Linked DNA regions of Homo sapiens: region 1 is linked to region 2. Evidence: read pairs that join two places in POLR2A ChIA-PET (ENCODE). Cell type or tissue: endothelial cell of umbilical vein. All regions are shown on one strand. Each heading gives the region's core, and the rest is flanking DNA. Links, peaks and the distances in the headings are about the cores only. Region 1 overlaps EVA1C (eva-1 homolog C). Region 2 has its middle 59 kb from the start of TCP10L.

Region 1 (5,491 bases), core at 293-5,292, 84 kb before region 2:
AGGTTTAATTATTATGAGCAGTGAAATTACCATATAATCTTCCAATTAACTGAATAAGGCACCAAATAAGTGCCCTCAAGCCTTAATTTCCACCTTGAAGTTAAGGTAGGTATCATGCTTACCTTGATCATCCTACACATCCTCAAAGTGGGCAGAGTTGAAAGGCTGTCTAAGCGGGTGGGATGGGAGGCGGTGCCCTTCCACCCTCCTGTCTGTTTGTCGAGCTCTGTTGGTCCTTCCGATTGGTTAGCGACCCTGAGTGTTTCTGAGAGCCTTTTGTTGTATGTGAGGGCAGAACCACTAATCTGGCCAATTCCAAGCAGAAAAGATCAAGTATAGATTTCATATCTGAGTTTTAAGTGCTAGTAAAAAGTTGCATTAAGTTATCAAATGCACTGTGATCCTGGCTTCATCGCCAAGTGGCTCTGCAGTTTGAGGATTACGCTGTGTCCCGAAGAAAAGAAAAGAAAATTGTTCCGTTTAGTTGCTTGGGGTAAAGGGGGATTGATCCAGTTACTTTTAAATTAATCTAAGTCAGATGGTGTTCGCTGCATAACTTTCTAAGGTTGGTACTTGGTCAAAGAACAAGGTGTTCATTTTTATAGGATTGAAGGCCTTTGGTTGAAAAGGCATGAAGAAGTTTCTACCAGTCCTGTTTGAAATAAAATAGTAGTGTAATCTAAGGATTGTAATACAAGACCAACGCAGCACATTTAGAGTAACTTTTTAAAATTGGTTGACAGATGTCAACCAATTAACTTTTTAAAATTGGTTGATGATCTCTCTCTCTTTCCGTAGATGTGTGTGTAGCATATCACACAGAGAAATCTATAAGCCCTGGGTTATGTTGGTTGCTGATGAGGATTAATTAGAACCTACTACTCAATTATTCACTTTTGATCTGCTCTTGCTCTAGTAGTCTTCTTCACTGTGTCATTCATTCAAGAGCTGTTCATTGGGCCAGGCGCAGTGGCTCACACCTGTAATCCCAGCACTTTGGGAGGCCGAGGCGGGCAGATCACCTGAGGTCGGAAGTTTGAGACCAGCCTGACCAACATGGAGAAAACCCGTCTTTATTAAAAATACAAAAAATTAGCCAGGTGTGATGGCACATGCCTGTAATCCCAGCTACTCAGGAGGCTGAGGCAAGAGAATCGCTTGAGTCCAGAAGGTAGAGGTTGCAGTGAGCCAAGATGATGCCATTGCAGTCCAGCCTGGGCAAGAAGAGTGAAACTCCCTCTCAAAAAAAAGAACTCTTCATTTTCCTATATGATGACATACTGCTATATGACAAACTCTTGCTAGCTGCTGGAGATACAGCAATAAATAAAGCAAAGTCCTTGCTTACATCCCAAAGGGGAGAAACAGGCAACAGGTTTCTACGTAGCAAGATAAAGCAGAGTTAGGGGTGTGGGGCAGGAGGTGTGCTGTCTTGCAGAGCAACCCGGAAAGGTCTGACTGATGAGGCCACATTGGTACAAGAGGCTGAATGAAGGGAGGAAGGGAGAAAGCAGATGTTTGGAGGAAGACTGCTTCGGGCTGAGAGACAGTCAAAGCAAAGGTCCTGAGGTCAGAGTATGCTTAGCATTTTCAAGAAACAAGAAGGCACCGTGGCTGAAGTCAAGCAGGAGAATGGCAGAAGATGAGGTTGGATGAGGCTGGATGAAGTAGAAGGGGCCCAGTGGCATGGGACTTTGGATTTTTCTTTGGAGTCAGAAACCCATACAATGGTACAATGGATTGACATGTGTAGACAAATGCCGAGACAGCCACGAAAATCTGAAATCCATACATATAAATACACAAGTGGACAACTACATAGGAAAATCCACTTAAAATACATGCAAATATATGGGGGGAAATTATGGGACTTGATGAATCAGAGGGTTGGTGTACAGAAAGGGAAAAGAAGTAAGAAAAAGTGACAAGATGGGAGATAATTGGGTGACTATTAGAAACCAATGTTAACTACAAGAATTCAAAGTCCAGGTGTAGCCCAGAACGAGGTTTCTTCCATTTGGTGCCTCCCCTGTCTTCTGGGGCCTCAGAGTCTGTCCTTGTCCCCTCTGTTGTCCACTTGTGACAGCAGACGGGGAGAGAGAGGTAGTGGAGGGTCACAAGGGGTCTCAAGGGCCAGACCTTCAAGTGGCAAACATCATTTCTGCCCTCTTTCCATTGCCCAGAATTTTCCACTGGCCCACTGTACTACCAGGAGAGATTGGGGTAGGGCAGGCTGAGAAATATACTACTCCTGTGTGCTCGGGAAGAAAATATATTGTCTCTGCCTTGTCTGGACTCTCAGTTTACCTTCTCTCCTCTGTGGTTTGTTTCAGGACTAGGATCTGAGCTCATCACTTAAGAGTTGTCATAGCTATCCTTGGTCATCCCTAACTTGGGAGCCTCCCAAATATCTAAGAAACAGGCTGGTGGCTCTAGTTCTCTTCACAATTAACCTCCAGGTTCACTTTCTTAGTCTCACACCTGGGACTAGAGGAAGGACTTAAACTCATACCTAACTTCACCTTTTGATCTTGATGCCCCTGGGTGTGTAGTGCCAGTCCTGAGCCCTTGGTCATGGGGCCTTTCCTGTACCCTCAGGACCCCTGACTCATGGCTCCCCACCCCCCAACCCCATGCCATTGCCAATTCTCTAAATGCATTCACAAACACAAAAGAAAAGAACATCTTTTTCTGGAAAAAGACTTCAAACATGTAAAAACACCTTTTATTATTTGTTTATTTGTGAATACAAGGGTGTGGTCTTTTATCTAAAGCATTAACCAAGTGGAGGGTGGCAGGTTATAAAAAAAAAAAAAAAAAGCGGGTGGGAGGGAAGGCAAGGACGTAGCAAATTGAATTCCTTTCTTTTCCCAGAAGTAAGATTGTGAAATTGGCCCCTGGTGATTAGGGGACTTTAGCACACCGATGTGGGGCCAGTGACTGATATTCTTATATCCTGCGTTCAGAGTGACTCAGGCAACGTCAACCCTCAGGAAACTCAGATTGCATTGGAAGCCTCTGGCTTCAGAAAAGAAAGAGAGGAAAATGTACAGCTCTTTTGACCTCTTCTAAATACTAGTAACTTTTTAGGTCTTAATTATTAGGAAGGAAGAAGGGAAGGAAGGGAGGGAGGGAGGGAAGGAGGGAGGGAGGGAGGGAGGGAAGGAAGGAGGAAGGGTGGGGAGGGAGGGTTCCCTTTTCCTCCAGGCTCAGCAGTGACATGTCTGGACTGAGGGCAGCCACGGGGCTATGTACTGGTCTCTGAGCTGTCTACCTTACATCAAGGTGCTCAGAGCTGAGAGGGCTGGCCGCGAGTGTAATTTGATTAGAGCTGGATTGTTCAGCATTGTACCAATGGAAGCTCTATGTTAATTAGTGTTCTTTAAGATTTACAGTACATGGCAGGGTACAGTGGCTCATGCCTGCACTTTGGGAGGCCTAGGTGGGTGGATCACCTGAGGTCAGGAGTTGGAGATCAGCCTGACCAACATGGTGAAACCCTGCCTCTACTAAAAATACAAAAAAATTAGCCAGGCTTTGTGGCAAGGACCTGTAATTCCCAGCTACTTGTGAGGCTGAGGCAGAAGAATCTCCTGAACCCAGGAGGCGGAGGTTGCAGTGAGCCAAGATTGCGCCATTGCACTCCAGCCTGGGCAAGAAGAGCGAAACTCCATCTCAAAAAACAAACAAATAAAAAAACCCTTACAGTATAATTGTAATACCTTAGAGATGTGCAGTGGTTTATGGTAAAGAAAAAAAAAGATGCTTATGCCCACTATATCATTTAATCATCACAGCAAAACATGAAGCCACCAATTCCAAGAGGTGGCTATCACAGTCATACACCCTAATTCCTAGTGCTCTCTTTTATTTTTATTTTAGCTATTACAGATAACAATAACCAAAGGATTGAATATTTCACTTCTTTATTATTAGTTTGCATTTCCTTGCACATCCAGTGAACCAACTTCCCAAGAGTTGGATCTGTCTCCAAATTCCGGAAAGGTAACTTTCACCTTTAGTAACAGAGTGCAGCACAGCTGTGACTTCATACCATGGGTGACCATACGACCATCCAGGAATCAAAGGTCTCTTATCCTCCATCCTCTCATTCTTTCTCTTCCCAAAGCACATGTTTCTATGAGACAGGGCCACAGCCAGCAACTCCCACTTCTGACACCAATTGTGTGAAAACACACACACACACACACACACACACACACACACACACAAACTCAAAGTACTTTCTCTATTCTTTCACTCAACAACAATCAACACGGAATATTTTTTGTGACCAAATGTTTGGGGATTCCTCCCCACCAACAAGCAAACAATCAATTCTGCAGCAAATACCAGCTGGATATATACTCCAATTCAATTCTGACACCATCTACCTGGAGACAGCATCATATCCCACAGAATGAGTCTCGGTCCCCAAGACTATTGCCCTTCTTCCCAGCAGTCACAGTCTGGGCCTCCGGAACTTCTGAACAACAAGCTTCAAGTTGAGGTTCCCATGACCCCCTCCTTGGGTTCCATCAATATGGAGTGGCTCACAGAAAAACTTTAGGGAAGTTCACTTATGTTTATCAGTTTATTATAAAGGCTATTACAAAGGATACAGATGAAGAGACACATAGGGAAAGGGATGGAGGAAGCAGTGCGGAGCTTCTGTGCCCACCGTGGGTGCCCTGACTTCCAAAAACCTGTACATGTTCTGCTATCCGGAAGCTCTCCAAACCCAGTTCTTTTGGATTTTTATAGAAGCATCATTACATAGGCACAATTGATTAAATCACTGGCCATTAGTGACCAATATAACCTTCAGTTCCTCTCCTCTCCCTGGAAGTTGGGGTTGGGCTCAAAGTCCCAACTCTTTAATCTTGCCTTGGTCTTTCCAGGGACCAGTCCCCATCCTGAAGCTAGCTAGGGGCTGCCAGCCATCAGTCAACTTATTAGCATACAAAAACACATCACTTTGGAGATTCTAAGGGTTTTAGGAGTTGTATGGAAGGAAACACGTGAAAGATCAAATATATATTTCACAATATCGCACTCCTGTAGAACACTTTGGGACACATACCATGATTCTTTGAAAATCAGTTATTTACATCATTCTGGTATAAATCAATGAAAATGACCAAGGCAAGTTGTAATCATTTTAGGGGGTTTATTTGCCAAAGTTAAGGACACCCACTGGGGAGACAGGTCTATGCCTTTCTCCAAAGATAATTTTGAGGGCTTCAATATTTAAAGGGGAAAGGATGGATATTGGGGGAATATACAATTTTCATAGGAGGGTGAGTAGAGGAAATAGTCATTCATGCTGTCACTTGTCCGGCTAAGGGAATCTGCAATTTTACATAAGATAACGTAAACAATAGTGCAGAGGAAGCAATCAGATATACATTTGCCTCAGGCGAGCAGAAGGATGACTTTGAGTTCTGTCCTGTCCCATTCCACATCTGTGGATAAGCTATCAATTGACATT
Region 2 (5,242 bases), core at 243-5,242:
AAGGTCACTGAACACCATCCAGTTAATCTCGATATCTTGGAAGTGACCAAATTACAGCTGAATTTCGTTGAAGAAATTAAAATCATCACTCTTATCCTAAGAGTGATTATCCTAAGTATTCCGGTGACTGACTCACCTGGGACACTTTAAGATGCAGTTAATATCATCAATGCAAATAGACCTCAAGGGTCTAACAAATTATTTCTGGCAGAGCCCTTTTTTGAAATGTTTCTAGTCTTTGCCCCAAGACTGCTCACTGCCTAATTGCATTTCTTTCCAATGGGTCTAACAGAAAATCCCATTGGAAATTTATCTTCAGGTGAAAATGCCGCCTTCCTGCTTTTAAGCGAACTGCCTGTGATATCATGAGCTCAGGCTGCAGAGGCTCAGCCAAACAAAGAGAGGAAAGCTGGTTACTTCTGATTGGGAGGACGTATTAATTCCCCACACTTTCCCTGTTCCAAACTCATGACTCCATGGATTGAGTCCTTTTAAGAAAAGAAAATAGAGCCTGTCATTTCCTATTGTTTCAAAGACAAAATCCAGCCTGGGAAAGATTAAGGGAAGAGGACGGGACTCGTGTTCAGATGACTAAGCACCAACCTGACCTGGAAAAGGCTCGATTAGTTTTTGAGGAAGGGAGGGTGCTCCAATTAGAGGCATGTGTAAAATAATGACATTACCTCACTAAAAGAGAAAAAGGAAAACATTCCCAACTCACTAACAATGAACTAGCAAGAAAATGTGTTGCTAATCTGTGAAGAATTTGCAAACCCAGTGAGTTGCCACCCAGCTCTGAGCTCCCAAACTTCCTTCCTTAGAACTTGACCTCTGATTGTAAAACCCTGGGCCCTGGGAGAGAGGGGCCTGTGCTGGTCAGCAAGGGGGAATCACATGGACCAGCCAAGCCCAGCTCTGCTCCGCCCGGGGTTTCTGGTAAATGAGCCTCTGTCACTCAGTTCGTACACATGGATACTTCTTATTGAAGATGTCTTGGGAAAAAGTCAAGCTGCTCTGAAAAAATAATAAAAATGCACTGTATCATGTTTTTAAAAGAGCTAGATCTCTATGTACCGACATGGAAAATCCTTAAAGTCATTATTAAATAATACATAGATTATGATAACGTGTTTTTAAAAAGACTCAAAACTGGGCCGGGTGCCGTGGCTCATGCCTGTAATCCCAACACTTTGGGAGGCCGAGGTGGATGGATCACAAGGTCAGGAGTTCAAGACCAGCCTGGCCAATATAGTGAAACCCCATCTCTACTAAAAATGCAAAAATTAGCTGGGCATGGTGGCACACGCCTGTGGTCCCAGCTACTCAGGAGGCTGAGGCAGGAGAATTGCTTGAACCCAGGAGGCAGAGGTTTCAGTGAGACAAGATCGTGCCACTGTACCCCAGCCTAGGCAACAGAGTGACACTCTGTCTTAAAAGAAAAAAAAGAAACTAAAATGTTGGTGGTTTGGACAAATCCTGCCCCTGCACCCCACCTGCATGTCCCCTCCATGACTTCCTGTTGTGTACCAGGGTCCCTGAGGTGGGCTGAAAGAGGGCCGGGAGCTGGCTGTTCAGAGTCCCCCAGAAGCAAAAGCAGTGGGCCTCTGGCCCTGTGGGCAGGGCTGGCTGAAGCAGAGCCAGGAGGGAGGGCTGAGGAAGGCTGTCGTGCACCTGCCTGGCCAGCCGTGGGCAGTAGAAAAGAGGCTGGGATGGGGCCAGGTGAGCCCAGCTCAGGTCGGGGGCCTGGCAGGCCCTGGACATGTCTGCTCACAGCTGCTCAGAAGTGGCTCCTCGGGTTGGCCCTTGCTGCCCTCTGAGCTCTTGTCTCTGCATTCTCCATCCACCCCCACCCCAGCTTCTTGCCGGCCCTGTGCACAGACACCTAAGGCCCGCCTCTTAGGGTCAGCTTGCCCTCAAAAAGAGAAGAAAGCATAGGTTTCCAGGACTGGCTGATGAAGGGAGGGTTTGGGATTTCTGGAGACTTGAAGTTGAGCTTGAATTCCTCCCCTCTGACTTTCCCAGGCCAAGGCGTCCAGCACCCAGGGACCAAGCCCTGGTCCTCAGCAGAGACCGTCTGCAGCCCCTGCCCTGGTCTCGCTAACACTGGTTTAATATATCTACAACGAGAGATTCCCAAACCCCACCCAAGAGTCCCTGAGGGCAGACCTTGGGGCTCCAGGCCCAGGAATCTGCATTCTCCGCCCCCCAAACTCCCCCCAGGGGTCCTGATAGGCAGACAGCTGAGAGCTGGGCTTGCCTCCACCTGGGTCCCTGAAACCCAGCACCCCGCCCTGTTGCTTGTCTCTTGCAGCCCAACTCCTGCAGCTGGGCCTTCTGCTCATCCTGTACAGAAACCCTCTGTTTGCTCCTGCAGACCTGCTCTCCATGGCCCCCAGCCTGCTCCACTGTCCTGTACCTCCAGACCCCCATCAGCATCTCCCCGCCTGTCTGCTGGGTTCAGCCAATGGGGAGCCTGGCAGGAGAAAGTCATGCCATCAGCTTTGAAGATACTTTCCTTTCCTGACTTCTTATCCTGGGGTTCCTGAACTCTGTTTTTTGTTTTGTTTTAGATGGAGTCTCACTCTGTCGCCAGGCTGGAGTGCCGTGGCACAATCTCGGCTCACTGCAACCTTCGCCTCCCGGATTCAAGCGGTTCTCCTGCCTCAGCCTCCCGAGTAGCTGGGACTACAGGCATGCACCACCACGCCCAGCTATGTTTTGTATTTTTAGTAGAGACGGGGTTTCACCATGTTGGCCAGGAAGATCTCCATCTCTTGACCTCGTGATCCACCTGCCTCGGCCTCCCAAAGTGTTGGGATCATAGGCGCGAGCCACCATGCCTGGCCGAGGTTCCTGAACTCTTAAGGGGACCACTGATCTTTTCTAGAGCTCCATGAGCCCTCTGAAGTTTTAAGCAAAAGTTTGTATATTTGAGAATGTGAATCTTTCTGGCTTTTTCATGGGATTGCAACGAGGATCCAAAGAGATAATACAAATGATGTCAGCTTTGACAACCACTAACTGCCCAAAAATATAAGGTATTATCATAATCACAGCAAGATCAAAAGAGGTTAATGCGCGTCTCTCTGTGTCAAGTGTTCATGAAACTTCTGTTGAAGTTGGCCACCAGATTGGGCCAGCATGCACATGGGCAGCAGACAACAGCTTTACAGGTTGTTAGAATGAGAGGCTGAACCCTAGCCTCTGGAAGGTGACACCGCAGAGGCCATCCACAGAAGTGTGGGTCTTCCTAGAAAATGATGCAGGCAGGTCCGGGTGTAGTGCCTCGCGCCTGTAATCCCAGCATTTTGGGAGGCGGAGGCGGGCAGATCACTTGAGGTCAGGAGTTCAAGACCTGCCTGGCCAGCTGGTGAAACCCCATCTCTACTAAAAATACAAAAATTAGCTGGGCATGGTGGTGCAGGCCTGTAATCCCAGCTACTCAGGCAACTGAGGCAGGAGAATTGCTTGAGCCCAGAAGGTGGAGGCTGCAGTGAGCCAAGATGGAGCTACTACACTCCAGCCTGGGTGACAGAGGGAGACTCCATCTCAAAGTAAAAAAAAAAAAGAAAAGAAAAGAAAGAAAATGATGCAGGCAGGATTAATAACCAGAATATATAAGGCGATCAAACAACTCTATAGGAAAAAAATCTAATAGTCCAATCAAAAAATGGGCAAAAGATTTGAATAGGCATTTCTCAAAAGAAGACACACAAAGAGCAAACAGGCCTATGAAAAGGTGCTCAACATCTGTGATCATCAGAGTAATGCAAATCAAAACCACAGTAAGATAGAATCTCACCTCAGTTAAAATGGCTTTTATTCAAAAGACAGGCAATAACAAATGCTGGAGAGGATATGGAGAAAAGGGAACCCTTGTACTCTGTTGGCAGGAATGTAAATTAGTACAACTGCTGTGGAGAACAGTTTGGAAGTTCCTCAAAAAACTAAAAGTTAAGCTACCATATGATCCAGTTATCTCATTGCTGGGTATATACCCAAAAGAAAGGAAATCAGTAAATCAAAGAGATAGGTGTACTCCTCTGTTTGTTGCAGCACTGTTCACAATAGCTAAGATTTGGAAGCAACCTAAGTGTCCATCAACAGTTGAATGGATAAAGAAAACGTGATACATACACACAATGGAGTACTATTCAGCCGTAAAAAAAAGAATGAGATCCAGTCATTTGCAACAACATGGATGGAACTGGAGATCATTATGTTCCATGAAATAAGCCAGGCACAGAAAGACAAACAGAGCATACTCTCATTTATTTGTGGGATCTAAAAATCATAACAAGTGAATTCATGAACATAAAGAGTAGAATGATGGTTCAGAGGCTGGGAAGGGTAGTGCAGGGGAGTGGGGAAGGGGGTGATGGTTAATGGGTACAAAAAAAATAGGAAGAATGAGTAAGATCTACTATTTGATAGCATGACAGGGTTACCGTAGTCAGTAATAACTTAACTGTGTATTTTAAAATAATTTAAAGAGTGTGATTGGATTGTTTATAACCCAAAGGAGAAATGCTTGAGGAGATGGAAATTCTCCATGATGTGCGTATTTCATATTGTAGGCCTGTATTAAAATATCTCGAGTACCCCATAAATATATACACCTCCCACGTATCCACGAAAATTAAAAATTAGGCTGGGCGTGGTGGCTCACATCTGTAATCCCAGTGCTTTGGGAGGCCAAGGCGGGCGGATCACTTGAGGTCAGGAGTTCGAGACCAGCCTGGCCAATATGGCGACACTCCGTCTCTACTAAAAAATACAAAAATTAGCCAGGCATGGTGGCACAAGCCTGTAATCCCAGCTACTTTGGGGACTGAGGTGGGAGGATCCCTTGAGCCCAGGAGGCAGAGGTTGCAGTGAGCTGAAATTGCACCACTGTACTCCAGCCTGGGTGACACAGCAAGACCCTGTCAAAAAAAAAAGAAAAAAAGTGGGAGCTAAGCTCTGAGGATGCATAAGCATGGGTGATATAATGGACTTTGGGGACTTGCGGGGAAAGGCTGGGAGGCGGGTAAGGGATAAAAGGCTACATATTGAGTAGAGTGTACACTGCTTGGGTGACAGGTTCACTAAAATCTCAGAAATCAACACTGAAGAACTTATCCTTGTAACAAAAAACCACCTGTACCCCAAAAACTGTTGAAATAAAAAAAGAAGAAAGAGAAAAACAAATAAATAAAAGCTGAACCCAGGAGGCGGAGGTTGCAGTGAGCCGAGACTGCAC

What was found. Peaks named below come from ENCODE experiments on the same cell type or tissue, not always from the same donor. Only the 100,000 strongest peaks of a DNase experiment are listed, where the experiment ranks them.
Region 1: POLR2A ChIA-PET joins it to region 2 with 6 read pairs; 3 of 35 experiments call an interaction of 5 or more read pairs at or near these places.

What each region holds. Positions count from the first base shown.
Region 1 is chr21:32,439,861-32,445,351 of GRCh38, forward strand. All of the region lies in intron 1 of EVA1C (eva-1 homolog C), which reads left to right. Among named protein-coding and RNA genes, the nearest start is that of EVA1C, 30 kb to the left of the region's middle. In endothelial cell of umbilical vein, for the core only: no CTCF peak of the experiment used is centred there; a DNase peak (open chromatin) is centred at 2,961; H3K27ac peaks cover 1,414 bases.
Region 2 is chr21:32,523,760-32,529,001 of GRCh38, forward strand. No RefSeq gene overlaps it. Among named protein-coding and RNA genes, the nearest start is that of TCP10L, 59 kb to the right of the region's middle. In endothelial cell of umbilical vein, for the core only: no CTCF peak of the experiment used is centred there; a DNase peak (open chromatin) is centred at 642; H3K27ac peaks cover 1,968 bases.